2 separate regions of the Mus musculus genome follow, and region 1 is linked to region 2. The links are chromatin loops, found by intact Hi-C in ENCODE. Cell type or tissue: gastrocnemius. All regions are shown on one strand. Each heading gives the region's core, and the rest is flanking DNA. Links, peaks and the distances in the headings are about the cores only.

The links. Hi-C counts contacts between places; a loop is a spot of excess contacts. Peaks named below come from ENCODE experiments on the same cell type or tissue, not always from the same donor. Only the 100,000 strongest peaks of a DNase experiment are listed, where the experiment ranks them.
Region 1: it touches region 2 in a loop (2.7-fold over the local background); 4 of 42 quality-filtered maps call a loop at or near these places.

Annotation. Positions count from the first base shown.
Region 1 is chr9:57,052,587-57,060,924 of GRCm38, reverse strand. It overlaps Ptpn9 (protein tyrosine phosphatase, non-receptor type 9), which reads right to left. Exons shown (of 13, transcript NM_019651.2): 10 at 4,133-4,211; 11 at 3,064-3,214; 12 at 864-1,071. Gm10658 (predicted gene 10658) reads left to right here. Exons shown (of 3, transcript NR_045886.1): 2 at 3,124-3,656; 3 at 3,787-4,028. Among named protein-coding and RNA genes, the nearest start is that of Gm10658, 15 kb to the left of the region's middle. In gastrocnemius, for the core only: a CTCF peak has its summit at 4,525 (motif pointing left); a DNase peak (open chromatin) is centred at 4,515; H3K27ac peaks cover 675 bases.
Region 2 is chr9:56,939,405-56,947,742 of GRCm38, reverse strand. No RefSeq gene overlaps it. Among named protein-coding and RNA genes, the nearest start is that of Imp3, 6.1 kb to the right of the region's middle. In gastrocnemius, for the core only: no CTCF peak of the experiment used is centred there; no DNase peak of the experiment used is centred there; H3K4me3 peaks cover 12 bases; H3K27ac peaks cover 30 bases.

The sequences.
Region 1 (8,338 bases), core at 212-8,211, 110 kb before region 2:
TCATATGAATGTACCTCACCTATCTTCTTCCTTTTACCAAATCACCACGCAAGGCTGGGTACAAGAATTCAAAGGCACAGGGTCTAATGGCAGGAGGACTTAAACCTAAAGAGACTTCTAAGGAGTATCAAAGGGCATGCTAAAGGCCAGACAAATGAGGGTCTCCTGTCTCTCTGGGCATACACGAGAGTATCAGAAGAATAAGCAGGCAGGTGACACAGGAAGAATATCCTGCTTCTTCAATACCAGACAGTGCAGCTGTACTTCTACACCCAATTTCCATAGCTTATAACTCTCTAGAGGTCTAACACAAATACAGTTCTCCTGATTATTCTCCCAAAGGGACCTCTGAACTAGTAAAGCCAGCAGCTCATACAGCACACATAATGAAGAACACAGAAGCCAAGCAAGATAGCACAAACTGATAATCCCATTATTTGGGAGGCTAAAATAAGATTGCTGAGAATTCCAGGTCAGATTGGACTTCATAGTAAGACCTGGTCTCATAAACACAAACAACGGGTGTCAGGGGACAAGACTAGCACCAGGAGAAGAAACCTCTAAGAGAGGGCCAGCTAATCTCTCTGGGGACCACAATCATGTTGATGACAGAGTTCACAAGGTCAAAAGAAGACCATGATGATTAACAACCCCAAGAACTTGGTTTATAAAGCATACATTTTGGCAAGCAGCATCTCTAGCATAGGAATACAAAAGGACCTTAAAAAGTGATTATCATAGCAGTTTGCCACCAAGGGGATGAGTGAGTTTCTCCTCTAAACACAGACATGCCCTAAGCATTTAGCTCCTCCTCCCTACCCCCACCGCCTCTGGGCACATCACCAGTCTAAGAGGCACAGTACCTGTCCTGCCGATGCCAGCACTGCAGTGGACCACAATGGGTGGCTCAGGGCACTGCCCTTTGGAGCGAGCTCCCAGGTTGCCTACAGCCATACTCTGCTGGTTTCTGACCACTCTCAGGAAGTCAATGAGGGAAGCAGCTGAGGAAGGGACACCATAATCTGGCCAGCTTAGGAACTGGAAGTGGGTAACCTGGCGTTTCTGCCGCTCCTTACGTGAAAAAGAAGCAAGAGTTAATGTCATTCCTGTCTGCTGTCTACCCTTGGCTTTCCAGGTTCTTAAGACTTTAGAAGATCCTGTCTTCTGCTGTCAACTTTCTTCACAATTGATTTTCTACTTCAAACCCAAAGGAATGGCTATATGTTTGGGAAGGCAAATTGCTATATTATAGGATCCATATTTCTTGTTTATTATTGCTATTAATAAGTTATTATTATTGTATTATTTTATTATTAAAAACAAGACAAAAAATGAGCCAGAAGTGGTCCTCCACAGGAAAGGACACACCAACTAATTGTCCAGTCCAAACAGTCAGCTCTAGAACATAATACAAGCATTTATATGGATACAACAGATTATATTTACAACTATATATATGTATATATATGTGTGTGTGTGTGAAAATATGTAAATACATGCAATAACAATTAGTAAAAATAGAGATTATACATTTGAAAGAGCAGATAGGGTTTGGAGAGGAAAAAAAGGAAAGGAAATATGTTATAATAAAGTTATAAGATCAAAAAAAAAAAAACTACTTGGGAGGCAGAGGCAGGTGGATTTCTGAGTTCAAGGCCAGCCTGGTCTACAAAGTGAGTTCCAGGACAGCCAGGGCTAAACAGAGAAACCCTGTCTCAAAAAAGAACCAAAAAACCAACCAAACAAACAAAATCTTCCTTAGAAAAATTTATTGTCAGGCATCATGGAGCACAACTCTATACCACAAAATTCAGGAAGGAGTGGTGGGCAGATGGATCTCTATGCATTTGAGCCCAGGCTAGTCTACCTCTATCATGAGATCCAGGTCAGCCAAGGCTACATACTGAGAGACACTGTCTCGAAATAAAACAGTACCTTATTTATTTACTTATTGACTTAGTTAATTGTAAGTGCCTAGGCATCTATGTTAGGAGTACACAGACAGGCCAGAGAAGGGCATCAGGTGTCCTCTCTAACACATGCTGCCCACTCTTCTGAAGCAGGGTCCCCCTGAACTTGGAGCCAGGGATCCTCAACTAGGCCATAAGCAGAAAGCCTAGTAAGTCTCTTGCCTCTGCCTCCATTAGATCTGATGACAGGCATAAATGGCCCCCCAGCTGGATGCATGGGCGCTACAGTCTGAACACTCGTCCTCATGATTGAGTATAAAGTACTCTAACAGCTGAACCATCATCTCTCCAGTCCCTCAATGTAGTTTTTCTGAGACAAGATTCGTACTGTGCAGTCCAAGCTATTTTCCACCTTGTAATCCTGCCTCAGCCTCCTCTGCAGAAGGATAAGAAGCATGGCTTAGCATACAGAGTCCCAATGTTGAAATTTTTTACTTCTCTTTAATGCCACTCTTTTAAAATAAAAAAAGAGTTATTTATTTATTTTATGTATGTGAGTACACTGTAGCTGTCTTCAGACACACCCAGAAGAGGCCATCAGATCCCATTATAGATGGTTGTGAGCCACCATATGGCTGCTGTGATTTGAACTCAGGATCTACTCAAGAGCAATCAGTGCTCTTAACCACTAACCATCTCTCCAGCCTCTTAATGCCACTCTTATATTGAGGCGATAACTTCATTAGTTCTGAGTTGAGGGTTTTTTTTGTTTGTTTGTTTTTTGAAAGGCGGTTAATGGGAGGTATCTCTATTTGGAGCTTATTATATAGACCAAGCTGACCTTGAATTTATAGATATCAACTTGCCTCTGTCTGGAGTGCTGGGATTAAAGATGGACACTACATAACTGGCTTATCAGTTGATCATCTGTTTATTACCTCCCTAAAGTCCTGCCTATTCCCTCTAGACATTTTCTTTTTTGTGTGTTTGTTTTATTGGAACTCCATACACATACCAGACCGACCTTGACCTCACAGATATCCACCTCTTCTTACTGAGTGCTGAGATTAAAGGTGTGCATCACCACCCTCAATGAGAATCTCTTAAAGGAGCTCCCCTAATTTCAAAAGAGAAAATAGAAACCTGCATTTACCTCTGTGTTGTGAATTTCTAGAGTTGTTTTCTTATAATGGTTCATGTTTTCCACTCCTAGATTAGTCACCGTGAGGAAGCCAAATCGGATCCGGGAGTCTTTTTCTAAAGGCCAGTACTGGCCACATTTTCTCCTGCCGCCTTCCTCAAAGCTGAAGACATACAGAGCAAGTTAAGCCTTCTCTCTTCAACTAGCTGTAAGCCGCTTCCCACCACAACTGCTGAGCTCCTAGGCAGCAATGTGATCTGCACTGCTTCTGAAGTCTGCACTGATTCTTGGCAGAAAAATGACATCTCTTCCTTCTAAACAAGTGTTAAAACAGCTAACATTCTTACATGTATACATTTAGCAGACATGCATTGTACATTCACTGTATCATCTGTCTCCTTCCTGATACTTGGTTGTATTTCCTACATATAGTAGCAAATCCACACTGAGGCCTAGACCTTGGCCACTGCTCAGTTTCTTTCGACGAAGGGCCCTTGGCTGACACAGGAGTGGGGAAGACAATTCTCCCAACTACAGGTGGCTGTTGACAATGCTCTGAGGACGGGAACTGAGGGAGCATCGCTTTTCTTCCCTATCTGAAAAAGGTTATAATTAATGATGAAACTAATAAACTATGAAATTCCTTACATTTGGCAGAATTGCCAAATTTCAAAAACAATCCTTTATTCAGAACTTCCTGCCTTATGTTTCAACCATCTTTCTGTTCCCTTACAGGTAGAGATATTAATGAACAGAAGAGCCATCAAAAGAAGGAGGAAATGGAGAGCAAAGGGAACTGGTAATGCAGTGGCCAGGAAGGCACCTTTCCTCTGTAGACAAGAGGCAGCTTCAAGGTGTGCTGCTGGCATTTCCCAGCACGTCCTTTTGTGAATAAGGCCAGAACCCCAGGATAGGCTTTAGCGCACTAGCCCTGGGTCCCTACAGTTACGGATTAAATATTTCTGCAAGGCTAACACTATCTCCACTGTGTCCTACCATGTTAACTATAGATGTGGCATAGCTTTCTTAATCATTCAAGCTTAGGGTCATGGAATCTATGGTTAAAAGAAGACTAACTCACCGGGTAGTCATGACAATCACCAAAACTTTTTGCTCCCAAACCATAAGCCAGAAGTCACGATAGGTGTTCTCCAAAGGACCTGGAATGAAAGGACAGGAGGGAGAGCGGGCCTTTAGAAGCATGTCTGTCTTCCTCTACTTGTCTTCCAAATAGGATCTCTGAAGTACAGACTGAAACAGGATCTCACTCATATAGACTCAGACTCACTATAGTCCAGCCTGTCCTTGAACTCTGTCTCCACCGCCCAAGTACTAAGATTACAAGTATTCATATGAGCCTTGTCTTAGCTCTCCTTATTCAGCAAGGTCCTCAAACCAACCATATCATCTCTGTATGGGTGAGTATTTTATAACTATGGTTCTAGAGGAGTTAATGCCCTCTTCTGGACTCTCTGAGCACTGCATGTATGTAGTGCATAGACAAAACACCTATTACATAAAATAAAAGGCTGGGGAGATGGCTCAGCAGTTAAGAGCAATGACTGCTCTTCTAGAAATCCTGAGTTCAAGTCTCAGCAACCACATGGTGGTTTACAACCATCTGTAATGGGATCTGAGGCCCTTTTCTGGTATGTCTGAAGACAGCTACAGTGTACTCACATATATAAAATAAATAAAAGCCGGGCAGTGGTGGCGTAGGCCTTTAATCCCAGCACTTGGGAGGCAGAGGCAGGCAGATTTCTGAGTTCGAGGCCAGCCTGGTCTACAGAGTGAGTTCCAGGACAACAGCCAGGGCTACACAGAGAAACCCTGTCTCAAAACAAACTAACTAATAAATGAATAAAAATTTAAAGATAAATTACACTGTACCAAAAATAAAAGAAATTAAGTGTTCAGATTCCAAAGATTCCAGGTGAGCCGTATGTAGGAACATATGTAGCGCCTGAGGCTCTGTGGCTCATCATGTACGGTAGCAAGGGTCAAGTCTATACCTACCTGTCTGTTTCTACCTCAGTAGCCCTCAGCCTCATAATACAGTAACTACTAAACCAGGTTACTTCTGGCCCCCACTGTCTCAAATCCCATAGTCTGAACAGAGACCTAGTCTTCAGAATTCTTTCACTTACTTATGTACTTTCTCTCCCTCGCCCCCTTTTCCTGTTGTGAGATGGGATCTTACTGTGTAACTCAGAGAGGCCTCAAACTTGTGATCCAAATATAGGCATGTGCCATCATGCCAAGTTTTCTTTCTCAACTTTCTTATCTCTAATAATAGGACTTCTAGTATTCTTGGTTAAAATTATTATTGTCACTGTTGTTTTGTTAGTAAGTGCTGGGGTGTGATGAGGTGGCAGGCCTGCCATAGGGCACATGCAGCCTTGAAAGGACCTGATTGCTAAGGACTTGTGTTTTAGGATTGTTTTCTCCTCCACCTTACATGGTGGAGCCATCTTTCCAGCCCTGACTCCCACATTTTACAAGAGTAAATGAGGGGCTAGAAAGATGGCTCAGCGGTTAAGATCAATGACTGCTCTTCTAGAGGTCCTGAGTTCAATTCCCAGCAACCATGTGGTGGTCTGTAATGAGATCTGGTGCCTTCTTCCGGTGTCTGAAGAGAACTACAGTGTACTCACATACATATAATAAATAAATACATCTTTTAAAAAAAAGTTGGAATCCCTTGGGAGGTGGGGAATGACATATGCCTTTAATCCCAGCACAACCTAGGCTACAGAGTGAATTCTAGGACAGTCAGGGCTGACAGAGAAACCCTGTCTGGAGGGGAAGGGAGAAATTCCTGGAATAACAACAGCACACTCACACTAAAGAGGGGAAGAGGGGTAAAAGCCATTGATGGTGACAGATGGTGACACTTGGGAGGCAGAGACAGATGGATCTCTAAGTTCCAGTACAGCCAGGGCTACACAGAGAAACCGTATCTTGAAAAGAAAAAAAAGGGGGGGGTTGGTTTGTGAAGTCAACTTTAACACACCCATCACCCATTTGCATCTTCTCCCAGAAGTTATCAAGCAAAATGTTTTGCCCTTGAAATTAAGTGTCTTTCCTACATCTGCCCTCTCCCCTGTTTTTAATACAATGTTTCAGTACGATGAGAAATTTATCATTTTTAACCTAAGTTACTAATACTATTCTAATGTATTTTTCTGAATATTTCTTCCCCCTTACAGTTTAATACTAAAAAAAAAATACAGTACAGACACAATGTATTTCTCTGACTCTGTTCCATTCATTATATTGTCTCCCTCATCTGTAATACCACTCCATTGTTTAAGACTTGTTTTTTCTTTTCTTTTTTTTTTCCGAGACAGGGTTTCTCTGTCAGCCCTGACTATCCTAGAATTCACTCTGTAGCCTAGGTTGTGCTGGGATTAAGGGCATATGTCATTCCCCACCTCCCAAGGGATTCCAACTTTTTTTTAAAAGATGTATTTATTTATTATATGTATGTGAGTACACTGTAGTTCTCTTCAGACACACTGGAAGAGGGCACCGGATCTCATTACAGATGGTGGTGAGCCACCACGTGGTGCTCCTGGAACTCACTCTGTAGACCAGGTTGACCTCGAACTCAGAAATCCACCTGCCTCTGCCTCCCAGGTGCTGGGATTAAAGGCGTGCACCACCACACCCGGCTAAGACTTATTTTTGTATATGTGTGTTTGGATGTAGGAGTGCTTGGCAGATGTGTGTGGGCACCTGCAGAGGTCAGACTCGCTGGGCCTCGGGTTACAAGCATTACAAGCTCCCCAGTGACCCCTGGAAACTGAACTCTGGTCCTCTGGAAGAGCAGTAAATGCTGAGGCATCTCTCCAGGCCTTCTGTCTATTTTTAAGTGCCCAGTCTTCCTCTAGGCTCTTATTGACCAGGACACTCAAAGGACTTTCTCTCCCATAAGCTCTGGATGGCAAGGCTGGTCCTAAATATTTCAACCATTTAAATTATAGCATATTACATTGGACAGTAAAGAAAATCCCCATTTCAGTAAATAGATGTGAAGGATAAATGCCATTTGCAAAACTGTCCATTATAATTTGAACCTAGGGGCTGGTGAGATGGCTCAGCGGTTAAGAAGAGCATTGACAGCCAGGCGTGGTGGCACACGCCTTTAATCCCAGCACTCGGGAGGCAGAGACAGGCGGATTTCTGAGTTCGAGGCCAGCCTGGTCTACAAAGTGAGTGCCAGGACAGCCAGGGCTACACAGAGAAATCCTGTCTCGAAAAACCAAAAAAAAAAAAAAAAAAGAGCATTTGACTGCTCTTCCGGAGGTCCTGAGTTCAATTCCCAGCAACCACATGGTGGCTCACAACCATCCGTAATGAGATCTGACAACCTTTTCTGGTGTGTCTGAAGACAGCTACAGTGTACTTACATATAATAAACAAACAAATAAATATTTTAAAAAATAATAATAATTTGAACCTGCACGATGAGCACTCTCCAAAAAATGTCTTTGTGATAACTCCTCGGGATAATTCTTTGTTTTCCCAGTGTTTTCCCCTCTCTATATTCAGAGAAGCAGGGTAATATCAAGGGTTAATTGAGACCTGAAAGACCAATGGTCCCATTATTTTTGTTAAAGTCTTTAGTAACCACTAACATTGTGTGTGTGCATATGTAGGAACAGCCTCTCTACTATACATGCGGAAGCCGTGGTCAAGGCCACCTGCCTTGGTTTGCATTTAATGGTATTTTTGTTTTGTTTTGAGATGGGGTCTCTCACTGGAACCTGGTATCTGCCTAGTAGTTACACTGGATAGACCTGAACTGGAGGGATCCTCCTATCTCTGCCTCCCTGACACTAGCACCCCATGACAGCTCACCATCATCCTGTTCCATGGGGTTTGACACTGTCTTCTAGCCCCCATGGTCACTGCATACATGCATGCAGTGAAAACAATTATACATACAAAACAAAAGGTAAATTTTAGAAACAAAAATAAAGACAAGAAGTAGGAGGAGTGACATCCTAGTCTGCAAAGCTAGGTTCCATCACATCACATCAAAGACAGGCAGACAGACAGACATGGAAAGACAGAATAAAGGATCTTATTTCAGAGTGAGAGAAATGGCTGAGTGGTTAAGAGCAGTAGCTGTTCTTTCAGAGGACCCAGGTTCAGTTCCTGGTAACCACATAAGAGCCCACAACCACTCTAATCCAGAGGATCTGATGCCCTCTTCTGACTTCTGTAGGCAATGCATGTATGTGGTACAGAGACTTCAATGTAGGCAAAATACCTATATACA
Region 2 (8,338 bases), core at 263-8,262:
CACACATACTGCCAGTACCTATGGGAACTGACCCATTTTCTGAATGACTCTGAGTTCTCAACCATCTATAACGGGATCTGGTGCCCTCTTCTGGCATGCAAGTGTACATGCAGATAGAGCATCTGCATATATACCCTTTTTTTTTTCTTTTTTTAAAAAAATTAGGTATTTTCCTCATTTACATTTCCAATGCTATCCCAAAAGTCCCCCATACCCTCCCCCCCACTCCCACTTTTTGGCCCTGGCGTTTCCCTGTACTGGGGCTTATAAAGTTTGCGTGTCCAATGGGCCTTTCTTTCCAGTGATGGCCATCTTTTGATACATATGCAGCTAGAGTCAAGAGCTCCGGGGTACTGGTTAGTTCATAATGTTGTTCCACCTATAGGGTTGCAGATCCCTTTAGCTCCTTGGGTATTTTCTCTAGCTCCTACATTGGGGGCCCTGTGATCCATTCAATAGCTGACTGTGAGCATCCAGTTATGTGTTTGCTAGGCCCTGGCGTAGTCTCTCTAGAGACAGCTATATCAGGGTCCCATCAGCAAAATCTTGCTAGTATATGCAATGGTGTCAGCGTTTGGAGGCTGATTATGGGATGGATCCCTGGATATGGCAGTCTCTAGATGGTCCATCCTTTTGTCTCAGCTCCAAACTTTGTCTCTGTAACTCCTTCCATGGGTGTTTTGTTCCCAATTCTAAGGGGCAAAGTGTCCATACTTTGGTCTTCGTTCTTCTTGAGTTTCATGTGTTTTACAAATTGTAACTTATATATTGGGTATTCTAAGTTTCTGGGCTAATATCCACTTATCAGTGAGTACATATTATTTGAGTTCTTTTGTGATTGGGTTACCTCACTCAGGATAATGCCCTCCAGGTTCAACCATTTGCCTAGGAATTTCATAAATTCATCCTTTTTAATAGCTGAGTAGTACTCCATTGTGTAAATGTACCACATTTTTTGTATCCATTCCTCTGTTGAGGGGCATCTGGGTTCTTTCCAGTTTCTGGCTATTATAAATAAGGCTGCTATGAACATAGTGGAGCATGTTTCTTTCTTACTAGTTGGAACATCTTCTGGATATATGCCCAGGAGAGGTATTGCAGGATCCTCCGGTAGTACCATGTCCAATTTTCTGAGAAACCGCCAGACTGATTTCCAGAGTGGTTGTACAAGCTTGCAATCCCTCCAACAGTGGAGGAGTGTTCCCCTTTCTCCACATCCTCGCCAGCATCTGCTGTCACCTGAATTTTTTTATCTTAGCCATTCTGACTTAACATTTTTTCAGGTGTTTCTCAGCCATTCGGTATTCCTCAGGTGAGAATTCTTTGTTTAGCTCTGAGCCCCATTTTTTAATGGGGTTATTTGACTTTCTGGAGTCCACCTTCTTGAGTTATTTATATATATTGGCATACATACCCTTTTAAAAAAACTTAACAAAGAAAAATTCTAACTAACTGAAAGTGCTTGGACCCACCCAGCTTTAGTCTTTTTATTTTGAGACAGGGTCTGGCTCTGTAGCCTATGCTGACCTCAAACTCTGAGCAGCCTTCCTGCCTCCACATCCCAATAGCTGGGATTACAGGTGTATGCTACCACACCTGGCTTCAGCTTTGACATTTATAAAATCGGGGAAATCTATAATATGTAGCCTAGAGCCTATCACAAGAGTGACATCCCTTTCCTATTCCATACTTTGCATTTCAAGTGAGCCTGACCAATCCTGCCTTGTACTGGGGGATAAGGGAGAAGGTTAGACTGACGGTTAAAATCATCTGCCAGCCTAAGATGACCCAAGTGGCCAACTCTAAACTAAGTCAATGATTCCCATCTGGCATGTTATTAAGGTCATGTGGACAGAATCACATCTGTATTTGAATCTACTGTTGAAGACTGAAACCCATGTTGAAGCCTGCTCCCTAGTTTAAAATCATCCCTGGCTTTGCTGTAACCCTTTTGTTTCATGCCTGCAAGCATTTCATGATGCTAAGGAAGTCAGCAGCTTGACTATAGACACAGAAAAATAGTCTGGCTCAGAGCAAGGCCAACCATATATCCTGAGGTTTATTATTATTATTGTTCTTGGAAATTCCCCAACTGTAGCCTTCACTAGAGCCAAGCAAGATAGAGGACAGCTTGAACTGTTCTCTAAACTATTAAAAACACTTGGAAAAAAGGCAGACCACCCTACAACCTTCCCCACACACGTATATGTGTTCATTATAGTTTTTTTTTCCCTATATAAACTGACCCTGGAAAATATTCATGGTCATAGCTTTCAGAACCTGAGTCTGAGCCATGTCCCTGATCCAGCAGTCCTGGGTGGTGTGGTCAGTAAACCAGCCCCATTTAACTGGGATGGTGTCTGAATGGTTTGTGTGGCGATTCCCAGACTTTAATATCCTCTACCTTGATCTCTGGGGTAGACCCATAATTCCTGCTTTGAAAAATCTCCACTCAGGAACCTAAACCTTAGGATTTAGAATTGGAACAGTGGTTCATAATCAAAGGGGAGGTGCCAGCTGAGCATCTTGGCACATGTCTTTAATCCCAGCACTTGGGAGGCAAAGGCAAGCAATTTCTATGAGTTTAAAGGAAGCCTGGTAAGTTCCAGGACAATTAGAGCTACAGAGTGGGACTATGGCTCTTTTTTTTTTTTTTTTTTTTTTTGGTTTTTCGAGACAGGGTTTCTCTGTGTAGCCCTGACTGTCCTGGAACTCAGTCTGTAGACCAGGCTGGCCTCGAACTCAGAAATCTGCCTGCCTCTGCCTCCCGAGTGCTGGGATTAAAGGTGTGCACCACCATGCCCGGCTGGGACCATGTCTCAAAAAGCAAAAAAGAAAAGAAAATACCACCAGGCCAGAATGAATGAATGCTGAAATAGGGCATTCACAACCCAACTGCCAGAACTCAAGATGGGACAGACATCTGAGTTCTCAAGGCAGAGCCACAACCAAGCCTAGCAGAGAGGGGCAGATACAACTCCTGGAAGGTGAAGGGACAGATCTCTCTTTGGCCATTGAGAATCGGAATTTCTCTAGGAATACACGCTGGGAGAAGAAAAATGCTGAAGCCTCCTGCCAGCCGCAGGAAGAAACTGTCTCCTGGATAACTGTTCCAACAACTTATTAGAGGCCACCTTACCCAAGAGTCCTTTGGCTTAATTTTCACCTTTTATTTAAGCTTGAACCTCTTGTCAAGACCTTAAAGATGGATAGGAAGGCAGTTTACTGGACACTTCTGCCTCGGTCTCCTGAGTAACTGGAATATGAGTCTATAAATCTTTTATTGGTGTGTTCAGTGGAATTCACCATGCCTGAGCTTCATCTTCCTGTTTTTAGGAAGGATAAAGGGTAGGGATCGAGTTTCGAAAGTCTCTTGCAGTGTAGGCTGGCCAGGAACACCTCAAGCAGTGGATGACCTTTGATCCTTCATTTCTGGAGCTCTGAGATTGGTGAATACAGCACATCCCATTTTTCTTCCTCCTTTTCAATAGTCAGCTGACTCCAGGTTAAATATATTCAGTCATCAAGAGAGGCCAGTTAATATTGAATTTATAATTCTATTTTCATTCTATTCATTTTTTGTTTCAGGGATACTGGGGACTAAACCCTAAGACTCTCACATTCTAACCAAGTGCTTTTCGCTGGCTAACTGAGCCATTCTATTCTTAATCTAAGGGAAGCCTTAGCCCTTTATAGCCAGTCCTTTGGGGTCTCATGCAGTCGCCCAGGCTAGCACAGATTTACACTTAGCTCTAGGAAGGTTTAAGCTTCTAATTCCCAGCTTTTTCCAAGCTAATTAGCCCAAGCTAATTTCCCATGTAGCTTGGATTACAGATCTACATCACAAGGTCTAATTTCTAGTTATTGTTGTTTATAAAGATTTATTTTTAGTTTGTGTGCATGTTTTGCCTAAATATATGTATATTGCACCACAAGCATGCCTGCTATTCAAGGAAGCCAGAGAAGAACATTGAATCTTAGGACTGAGGTTACATGGTGCTGTGAGCTGCCTGATGTATGTTCTGGGAATCAAATCAAGGGCCTCTGCAAGAGCAGCAAGTGCTCTTAACCTCTAAGCCATCTCCACAGTGTAGCTAGACTTTGGCTATTTGTAGGTTCTTTCTTCCACCCTTCTCTACCCTGTCCCCACCTTTTCAAACTCCTAACACTAGATAGAAAAAAGGTAGAGAGGAAAGGGGTCAACGTTATCGTTTGACTACTTCCTGCAGATTGGAGGCCTCGGATTCCTTCAGGTAAGTTTGATCTTCACCGTCAAGATATATTTATTTTTCTTTGCAAATGACTACTTAAAAACCAACAACCCACTAACCTATCGGGGTTCTAGCATTTATATACCTTCTGAAAAGCACCCAGAATTCCAAGTATCACGGAATCGAAGAAACTATCGGCAGCTGGCAGAATCACACCCCGACCAGAGCATGAGGCAAACCATATTCAGCTGCTGTGGGCAGTAAGGAGCAGCCTCATATCCCACACCTGGGATTAAAATGAAAACATATTCTTATATTTCTGTGTGTGTGTGTTTAAAGAAACCAAACTGCCAACATTGTCACTACACCCCAGCCCCCTTCAAGTTCCCTTTTAACATTTTATTTTGAGATACAGTCTCACTAAGTTACTCAGGCTAACTAACCATGAATAAACCTGAGAGCCTCCTGCCTCTACTACCAAGCTCATCGAAATAAAAAGCTTTTGAGCTGAAAAGATGGTTTAGTGATTGTCTTAGTTAGGATTACTATTGTTGTAATGAAATACCATGAAGAAAGAAAGTTGGAGAAAAAAGGGTTTTATTTGACTTACACTTGGACATCACTGCTCATCATGGAAGGAAGTCAGGACAGGAACTCAAGCAGAACATGAACCTGAAGGCAGGAGCTGATGCAGAGCTCATGGAGGAGTGCTCCCTGCAGCTTGTTCCTCATGGCTTGCTCAGCTTGCTATTACTATACAAATCCAGGACCACCAGCACAGGGGTGGCCCCATGCACAGAGTGCTGGCCCTCCCCCATCAATCATTAGTTAAGGGTCCTATCCAGGCTTGCCTGCAGCCCGATCTCATGGAAGCATTTTCTTAATTGAGGCTCCCTCCTCTCCAAGGACTCTAGCATGTGTCAAGTTGACATAAAACTAGCCTGCACAGCAGGTAAGAGCGTATCTAGTCTTTCGGAGGACCTGAGTTCAATTCCCAGCACCCATATTAGGAAATTCAAAACTCCCTCTAACTCCAGCAAGCTCCAGGACATCCAATACCTCTGGCCCCTGCGGGCACTTGTATTCATAATAAGCACATAATTCACATGTATACACAATTAACAATAATAAATCAATTTTTTGGAAACAGGGGTTTTCTGTGTAGCCCTGCCGTCGTGGAACTTGTTCTGTAGATCACACTGGCCTTGAATTTAAGAGGTTAGCTTCCTTTTGCCACCCAAATGCTGGGATTAAAGGTGTGTTCTACCATCAGCCAGCAGTAAATCTAAATAAAACAAAATAGAAAACCTTTTGAGTTGAATGTGGTAATATACACTTGAGGTCCCTGCTACTCAGGAAGCTGGAGGCAGAAGGGTCACTGCTTGGGTTCAAGAACTGTAAACCAGCCTGGACAACATAAAGACCCTGCTTCCAATATTAAGCTGGGTGTGGTGGCACCTGCCTTTAATCTCAGCATTTGGGAGACAGAGGCTGGTGGATCTCTTGAGTTCAAGACCAGGATGGTCTACAGAGTGAGCTCCAGGATAGCCAGTGCTACATTGAGACCATGTCTCATCTCCTACCTTTCAACCCCACCCCTCCTCCCACAACAAAACAAAACCCAAAAAACACAAACGATGAGCTAGGCATGGTGATGCACACTTTAATCCCAGTACCCAAAAGACCTGCAGGAATTCTCTGAATCCAAGACCTGTTTAGTCTACACAGTGAGGTCCAGGTCAGCTACAGCTAAATGGTAAGACGCTACAAATAATTTAAAAAGTAAAAGGAGCCAGGCAGTGATGGTACATGCCTTTATCCCGGCATTCTGGGGCAGAGGCAGGCAGATAGATCTCTGAGTTTGAGGCCAGCATAATCTACAATGTGAGCTCCAGGACTGCCAAAACTACACAGAGAAACTCCATCTCGAAAAACCAAAAGAGTCAAAGAACTAGGCTATAGCTTAGTGATGTGTGTAGCCTGCATGGAGAAAAGAAAGGATTGGCTTTTGCTGCCAGGAGATGCAATAAACACTCTGAGGCAAGTTGCCATAGCTACTTTTGGAAAAGATTTATTTATTCTCATTTTGTGTATATGAGTGCTTGCCTGAATGTATGTATGTATATCACCTGCATGACTGGTGCTCAGAGGTCAAAAGCAGGCACTGAATCCTGGGAACTGGAGTTATACATAGTACATATACAAAGTACCATATGGGCAATGGACATCAAACCTAGGTTCTCTGCAAGAAAAGCAAGTACCCTGAACTGCGAAGGTCTCTCAAGCCCTATGCCATAGTTATGTAACAGGGCCCCAGACCTTAGTAGGCCTGCAGACCTCACACAACCGACTCCATGATGGCAGTGCCATTCAGGCTGTAAAACAATGAAAACAAATACCTAATCCATCAAAGTCCATAGCTCTGGAAACGTCTCTCAAAGTACTACTTTTGGGCTTTTGTAATTCCACTTCTGGCAAACTGTTCTTGTTAAGTGTGTCAACCCAAAACGTGATTTTTATGCTTTAAAGCTCACCCTGGAAAAGGCTCAGTGTAGTGGACTGAGGGCCAAAAGATTTGGTAGTGACTTAAACCTATGTCCAAACAGTACTCTCTGGTGAATACCCCCAAGTTATTTATAACAAACATACACAAACATACAGCTGGGCTGTGCCACCTCTCCAGATCATTCTTTTTTGTTTTGTTGTTTTTCGGAGACAGGGTTTCTCTGTGTAGCCCTGGCTGTCCTGGAACTCACTTTGTAGACCAGACTGGCCTCGAACTCAGAAATCCGCCTGCCTCTGCCTCCCAAGTTCTGGGATTAAAGGCGTGCGCCACCATGCCTGACATTCTCCGGATTACTCTTGTTCTTCTCCTTTTGTTTTAGACAGGATTTCTCTGTGTAGTCCTGGCTATCCTGGAACTCACTGTAAACCAGGTTGACCTCAAATGCAGAGATCCACCTGCCTATACCTCCAGGGTGCTGAGTTTGAAGGCATGTGCCATACAGCCCAGCCTCTATAACTCCTTAAAAGTATTAGTTTTGTTTATGTGTGTGGATATACATATGTAAGTGCAGGAGCCTGAGGAGGCTAAGGTATTTCATGCCCCTGGAGCTGGAGTTATAGGTAATTTTAAGTCTGATACACTGGGATCCTCTTCAAGAGCTGTGCAAGCTCCTAACATCAGAGCTTTTTTTGTCTTCACTTTCAGCGGCTGTTTTGCTTTTTAATTTGGGGGTTGGGGATGAGGTACTGAAACTGGGTTTCTTTGTAGCTCTGGAATTTACTCTCTAGACCAGAGATCCAACTGCCTCTGCCTCCTGGGTGCTGGGATTGGATGAGTCCAAAGAAATATTATTAAAGGCATATGCCACCATGCCCAATTTTTCTCCCTCTCTTGGTAGATGGGTATTTTGCTTGCATGTCTATATACATATGCATGGCTGGAGGAGGATATTGGATCCCTTGGAAGTAGAGTTTTTGGAAGAACAGCTAGTGCTCTTTACTGCTTAGTCATTTCTTCAGTCTTTTATTTCTTGAGACACTGGCTTTGCAGCCTTGGCTGACCCCACACTTGCAGTGTTTCTGCTTAGTGCATAATACACCAGCTCTGACTAACTTCTTCTATAGCATCCTGCTGAAACCAATCACTGCCTAGTGTTGCTACTGACCTGGAGGCTGACACTCCAACATATCTTTTAAGGACTGGCTGTGCATTAGCACTCTTAAAACTCTTAATTCATTTATCAAGCAATCAAATACTGACTTATCTTCCTTTCTCACCTGAAAAGTGCAGAGTAACTGATCTACTCATTTAAATGGGTTTGTTGGGAGGGTATATATTACCCATGTAAACCTGTGTCTAATATTTGGAATCATTTCATGTTACCTTCCCTAGTTTTACTTTTTTTTTTTTTAAGATTTATTTATTATATCTAAGTACACTGTAGCTGTCTTCAGATGTACCAGAAGAGGACATCAGATCTCATTACAAATGGTTGTGAGCCACCATGTGGTTGCTGGGATTTGAACTCAGGACCTTTGGAAGAACAATCGGTGCTTTTAACCACTGAGCCATCTCTCCAACCCTAGTTTTACTTTTTAAAAAATTTTGTTTGTATGAATGT